2 separate regions of the Homo sapiens genome follow, and region 2 is linked to region 1. A link is a contact called in ENCODE Hi-C or POLR2A ChIA-PET data. All regions are on one chromosome and are shown on one strand. Each heading gives the region's core, a stretch centred on a gene start or an enhancer-like site at or near the end of the contact. The rest is flanking DNA. Distances are from core to core; before and after follow the strand shown. Region 1 overlaps TOM1L2 (target of myb1 like 2 membrane trafficking protein). Region 2 holds the start of RAI1-AS1 (RAI1 antisense RNA 1).

Region 1 (3,008 bases), core at 219-2,718:
GAGACACAAAGAAGACTAAAGCCCCATAGTCCCCTTTGTCATCAGAGCCCTCGTTTTTGCTGTGTTTCTGTTGATGGTAAAATGTGCCTGCCTCTGTCTACCAGGCCACACCCAGCCCAGCGGAGCACGCACCTCCTCCAGTTCCCCTCTCCACTCAGAAATGCACCAGGACGCATTTCAAAATCTCTTCAGCGGAGCAAACAGACCCCCTGCATCCCCCCGGGGCTGGTGCTGCCCTGCCCTCTGAGCACCTGTACCCCGCTCTGGGCAGGCTGTCACTTGGCCTTCCCTGGGTTGGGCTTGACAGCGGACTGTCATAGTGGCTGAGTTCAAAATCAGCCTGCGTGGCAGCGCCTTCCTGAAGTTAGAAGGTGTTTTGCAGCCCCGGGCTGAGAGGCCCCGCAATGTGAGAGTGGACACTCATAGTCAAAAAGTTCTCCATTTCAAGAACGCGTACAGCCACCTTCCTTACCGCCGGCCCTGCCGGGAGCCTGCTTCTTATCATTTGCACCTCATTGCTTTCCTCACCTGCCATCTCACACGTGGCTGCCCTGTGTTGCCCCTGTGTGCTGTGCCAATTGTGTTTTTTTGCTCTGTGTACATTTTGGTTTTATTTGGGGTTGCTGTTGATGATTTCCTTTGTTCCGGTGTTCTGTCTCCCCTCGCTGGCTGTGTGGGGGCTGCCTGGCCCGCTGCTTGCCGCCTCCATAGATCCCCGTTGCGCAGCCATCTGTCATGGACGACATTGAGGTGTGGCTCAGGACCGACCTGGTGAGACTCGACTTTTCTATTTCATCTGTGGGGTGTGGAGCGGCAGAGGCTCTTCTGAGGACAGGCCTTGGGGGAGCATCAGCAGGGGCTCCACCCCTGTCTGGGTCAGTGGAGAAGGGAGGTCTGGGCAAGCTCCATAGCTGCCCCTCCTCCCCGACATCAGCCCATAGCTGTGGGTGCTGCAGTGGCCTCCCGGCCTGCGGAGGCCAACTGTGCTGGGGGCAAGGCCTTGGGCACAGCCTCCTTCACCCACACAGTCCTAGCCGTAGCTGGCTCCAAAACACACACTTGCCTTCCCCCCAGTATCTTTTCCATTTCAGATGTATGTGCCGTGCTTTGGTTTTTTGGGGGAGGGAGTGTTGGGGGAGCATGTTTTTTGTTTTGTTTTGTTTTGTTTTCATTTCTTTTTTTTTTAATTGTGAAGTATACACACAGTGCTTTTGTTTTTAATTGGCTGTCATCCCCCTCCTCCCTTCCTGATTTTTGATGTAAAAGAACCCCTGCCCCAAAGACCCATTGTCTCCATCCTCAGAGATAGGGCTAGAAGATGAGGATACTATGCATCTGAAAATGGCAACAGGTCCCAAGAAAGGAGAGCTGCAGTGGCTGCATGTGATAACTGCTGGCCCCTCCCTCTGTTCTTTACAAAGCACTTTCACTCTCAGCAGCCCAGTAGGGGGCCAGGGTGGCGGATGAAGAAGTGCACTCTGGGAAGTGGCTTGCCCAGAGTCATGGGGTAGTTGGATTCTCCCCCAGAGCTGGAGACACCTCATCTCCCTCCTAGGTGCCTCCTCTGTAGGGGGCCTTGTCCCCAGGCAGAAGAGCCTGTTGAGTTCTTTAACCACAGGGTCAGCCTGGCTGTCTGTGGGCTGGTGACCTGGCTACCTCCCACACCAGGACAGCAGGCCTCAGGTTGGGGCCTCTGGCTGCTCTGGGCCTCCTCCCCAGAAGGTCAGCTTTCCAAACACATGCCTTGCCAAAGAAGGCAGCTGCCTGGGTGTCAGGGAGGAAGAACACACCCCGGGACATCTTTCCCAAGGGGCTGTCTCGAAAAGAAATTGCTTCTCTCACAGAAGCAAGGCAGGAAGGACCAAGGTCCTTAACTTCTAAGGGGGACCCCAGGGTCCAGACAGGGAGGGGATGTGTCCAGTAAGGCTACATAGCAGGTCAGTGGTAGAGTCAGGAAGGAACCCAGGTCTCCTAGCCCAGCCCAGGGCTTTGTCACTTCCCCATCCTGCCCCTTCCCAATGAGGCCCTGCACATGCTGCTCTTCCCCAGTCCCCAGGGAACCCCATGAGCTCAAGACACTACCATGTTCTCCAAACAAAATCAAGTCTGATGCACTTTAATTTTTGAGTGCACAGAGCCTCCATGGCTCCTTGAGGAGCCAGCAGCAGATAATATAATCTGGGCCACGGGAGGAGGCTGGTGCAGCTCCCAGGAGGCTGCAGGACATGGCTTCTGGAGGCACAGCCTCCACTCCCAAAGTACCTACTGAGTGACAGGCCCTGTGCTGTGGGCTTTGTGGCCCTGAGCCATCAAGGCCTCATGCGGTTTCCAGCTATTGGTGTCAACAGCGTCTTCCCAGAAACCCTGTGGCTGGCAGTGAGTGGGTGTTGTGTTGGGCACACGTGACCCTGTGTGTGCTCAGGCTCAGCCCCCTGTGGCTACTGCTCTGTGCCTCTCCCTAGAGCCTCAAGAGTGCCAAAGGTGGGGTCCCGCCCTCTGCAGCCCAGGCTGGAGAACCAGCCTGCACCGTTTTTGGAGTTTTCTTTCCAGCCTTTCTGGAGGATCAAAACCTAAAACATGTTTGAATTTTTTGCTTTTGTTTTTTAAAAACAAAGCTTCTGTTTCTCCAATAAGAAGAGCAGTATTTTACTATTACAGAAATCTGGAAACAGGGAAAATTAGGAAGTTTTGTTCAGGCTACCCTGGGCAGTGCTGTCCTAGGGTGGCCATGGGCAGACAGAGGTGGCTGGGCGGGCAGTGCTTGGACCAGTGCCCTAATTTCATTTTCTCTGCTCCTCCCACAGAAGGGTGATGATCTGGAGGAGGGTGTCACAAGTGAAGGTATGGCCTGGCCAGTGGCCTTACAGCCCCCTTTTGTTGCCTCTGTGCAGGCTGCACAGGAGCCAGCCCCCATCATCTTGGAGCCCCCGCTGCCAGAGCACCTACTGGTGCCAGGCCCTGAGCCATGGGCTTCACGGGTGGCTTTGTCCCACCCAGGTCTTACGCTG
Region 2 (2,719 bases), core at 102-2,601, 84 kb after region 1:
CAAACCCCAGTCCCCACAGCCCAGCTTCCAAAGACATTTTTTTTCTGACCTGCCAAATGCTCATGATCTGAAGCACAATGGAAAAGGCAGGATGCAAAAGCAGGCATTCAACACAATCCCAATTTTCTTAAACAAACTGGGTGGAAATGCACGAAAGTACTAACATCAGTGTGTTCTCAGCAGAGGGGCTGGAGCTGACTTCATTTTCTTCTTTACATTCTTTAGTATCTTTTTTTTTTTTTCAGCGAGTTTTTTTAAAAAGACCAACAGCTCTGAGTTTTCTAGAATGAATGGGAACAGGAATTTGTAGAACCAAATTCTGGTTAATGGAGAGTTGCCATAGATACGGTGTGGGGATTACACATTCCCCAAGATCCAGAGCATAACACAATAATTCTGGGCCTGCTGTGGCCTAGGCCTCTCTTCCCTTCTTTGTTGAGGATTCAGTAGGCTCCTCAGGCCCCGGGGTCCTCCCTGGGACATTTCCACCTGGCTCGTTGGGGAAGTCAGTGCTCTGGACGGTGTGCACCCCAGCAAAGGGCTGTGGGGGGTTCCTGGAGCTGGGAGTTGACTGGGCCAGGGCTCATTGGGAAGCATGTCCATGTGTGTGCTATGCCCTCCTGCCCAGTCTCCACTCTGGCCCTCACTGGTCCCTGCCCCACTCCGCCCTCCCCTCCCATCTGAGACCTCCCTCAGACTCACACCACCCCACCCTCTCCTGCTCGCAACCCATGGGCTTCCAAAGCCACAAGACCAGATTCCTGCCCTCCCCTGAGCTGGCCCCTGCCACCATCTATCTCCAGCACCCGCAGTGCTCTCCCAGGCCTCAGAGACAGTGGCTCCTTTCCTGCCTCCACACCTTTGCTGTCTGCTGCCTGGAGCACCGATTCCTGTGCCAGGCTGTGGCCATCACATGGGGCCTAACAGTGCCGCCGCCTGTGCGCCTGCCTGTCATCCCCAGCAAACCCTACCACGCTGCCTGCTGGGGTCCCCGCCCTGGGCCTCGCACAGTGCAGTGCTGGGGAATCCATCAGCAGTGCTCTCCGCCTGCCTTGGAGGTGGGGCTGGGTTGAGGCCCCAGCACGCCCCAGTGCTGACGCCCAGAGTTCGGCAGACAGAGCAGAGCCACCTCCTGCCCAGAGAGCACCCTGGGTCTCTGGCCTGAGAAGAGCTTACAGCTCCTTAATAGAAGCAGGCCTCGGACGCGCCTGAGTGACACCACGCCTGGCTGAGAGGTGGTGGCTCGCATCAAAGCCTCATTTTTCTTCTTCCTGTTAGGCGCTGAAACAATTTACATAGAGCGCCCCACATGTGTCTGCGACAAAGATGCATCTTTCTCATAACTGGCAGGCATCCTCCCTCGGCTTCCCAGACACCCCCATCAATGCCTGGCCCCCTTCCTTAGGAGTGGGGGTCTCAGAGACATGAGGCTTGGGGAGGCCAGCCAAAGTAACAACTAGGCCATATGTTTCTTAAAAACAAAACCCAACAGCCCTTAAGGGCTTGGGGGTGGGGAATGCATCCTGCAGGACCAGGACAGCTGCACGGGACACTACAATGTGAGTTCACAAGAAGGCCGCCTGGCTGCTCAGGGGCTGGCCTGGGCACCTCGGAACCAGGCCTGGACCCCAGGTCTTCCCTGTGATGAATCCAAGTTCAAAGGCACCAGCTCCAGCACCTACCGCTCAGGCTGGGAGGCTCCAGGGGCAGCTCCCAAGAAGCCCTGTCTTCTAGAACCAGAGCCTGAAGCCCCACCATTCTCCTGGCTTCATTCCAGGCAAAGGATTACCCATGCTTGGCTTCTAAGAAATGCCACACCCCAAGAGGGTAACAGGGTAAGTCTTACCACCCCTGTGAGCGATCAGCACTGGGGCCCTTCATCCTGTGTGTCCAAGAGTGGGGAACAGAGGCAGGCTGAACCCCAGCCCGAGGCCCCAGGGCAAGTGGTCCCCTCCCCTGACTTAAAAGATGGGCCGTCTTCCCTCTTGTGAAACGGGTGACTTGCAGGGAGATTCCTCACACGTGTACCTGGTGGAAGTGAGTTCAGTGCATTCAAATATTATACAACTATTCTTGCCTGTGTACTAGAATGTGCTATAACACCACCGTGTGACTCACACAGTAAGGCCTACGTCTTGCCGTTTGGGGCTGCACACTCAGCCTCATGTGTCTGGGCCTTGCTTTACACGATTTTCATCTTGTGTGTACAATACAGACCCCCAAGTCGCCTGGAAGACAAGTCCACGCTGGGGATGTTTCTGGATTCTGAGGTGGAGGAGCCCTAGGGCTGGGCCCACATACCTTCCCCTCCACCTCCTGCCTGGACTGTACCTCGGTCTCTTCTGTGTGTCCAGTAGAGGCTTCTTAAATGCAAATGAGACCATGGCAGTTCCACTTCCAAGGCACACATTGAATGGGAACTCCACATACAGGAACCAAACAATGTGTTGGAGAATGTTCACGGCAGGTATATTCACAAGATCCTCCAACTATTTTAGTTTTCAAAAAAATGTTTGAGAGATGAGGTCTTGCTATGTTGCCTGGGCTGGTCTCAAACTCTCCTCCCGTCTCAGCCTCCCAAAGTGCTGGGAATACAGGCGCAAGCCACCGAAGATCCTCCGATTATAAACAATCCAAGTGTTCATCAAAAGTAGGAGGGAGAAATAAGCTGTGGCATATGCACACAATAGAATACTACACAATAATGAAAAACCACTGC

Evidence for each region. Hi-C counts contacts between places; a loop is a spot of excess contacts on that map. ChIA-PET counts read pairs that join two places held with the same protein, here RNA polymerase II (POLR2A). Pooled maps may share reads with other maps.
Region 2: a map of heart right ventricle shows a loop between it and region 1 (2.0-fold over the local background). The contact joins the promoter of RAI1-AS1 here to the enhancer-like site in region 1. A Hi-C loop is called at or near these places in 5 of 168 maps with a recorded cell type or tissue (CD4-positive, alpha-beta memory T cell, CD8-positive, alpha-beta T cell, PC-9 and 2 more), 6 of 37 single-sample maps with no recorded cell type and 14 of 50 pooled maps. POLR2A ChIA-PET finds 5 or more read pairs at or near these places in 9 of 52 experiments (BJ, activated CD4-positive, alpha-beta memory T cell, activated T-cell and 4 more).

Annotation. Positions count from the first base shown.
Region 1 is chr17:17,848,656-17,851,663 of GRCh38, reverse strand. It overlaps TOM1L2 (target of myb1 like 2 membrane trafficking protein), which reads left to right. Exons shown (of 15, transcript NM_001082968.2): 13 at 712-771; 14 at 2,805-2,841. Among named protein-coding and RNA genes, the nearest start is that of SREBF1, 13 kb to the right of the region's middle. RefSeq lists enhancers at 1,395-1,689, 1,511-1,770, 2,272-3,008. Within about 2 kb of position 1,468, at least 28 of the 41 ENCODE cell types and tissues checked have a DNase peak (open chromatin) inside an H3K27ac peak, as active enhancers do; they include CD8-positive, alpha-beta T cell and heart right ventricle, where a contact is called at or near this core.
Region 2 is chr17:17,764,934-17,767,652 of GRCh38, reverse strand. RAI1-AS1 (RAI1 antisense RNA 1) reads left to right here and starts at 1,351. Exons shown (of 2, transcript NR_130894.1): 1 at 1,351-1,835. All of the region lies in intron 2 of RAI1 (retinoic acid induced 1), which reads right to left. RefSeq lists an enhancer at 1,328-1,387.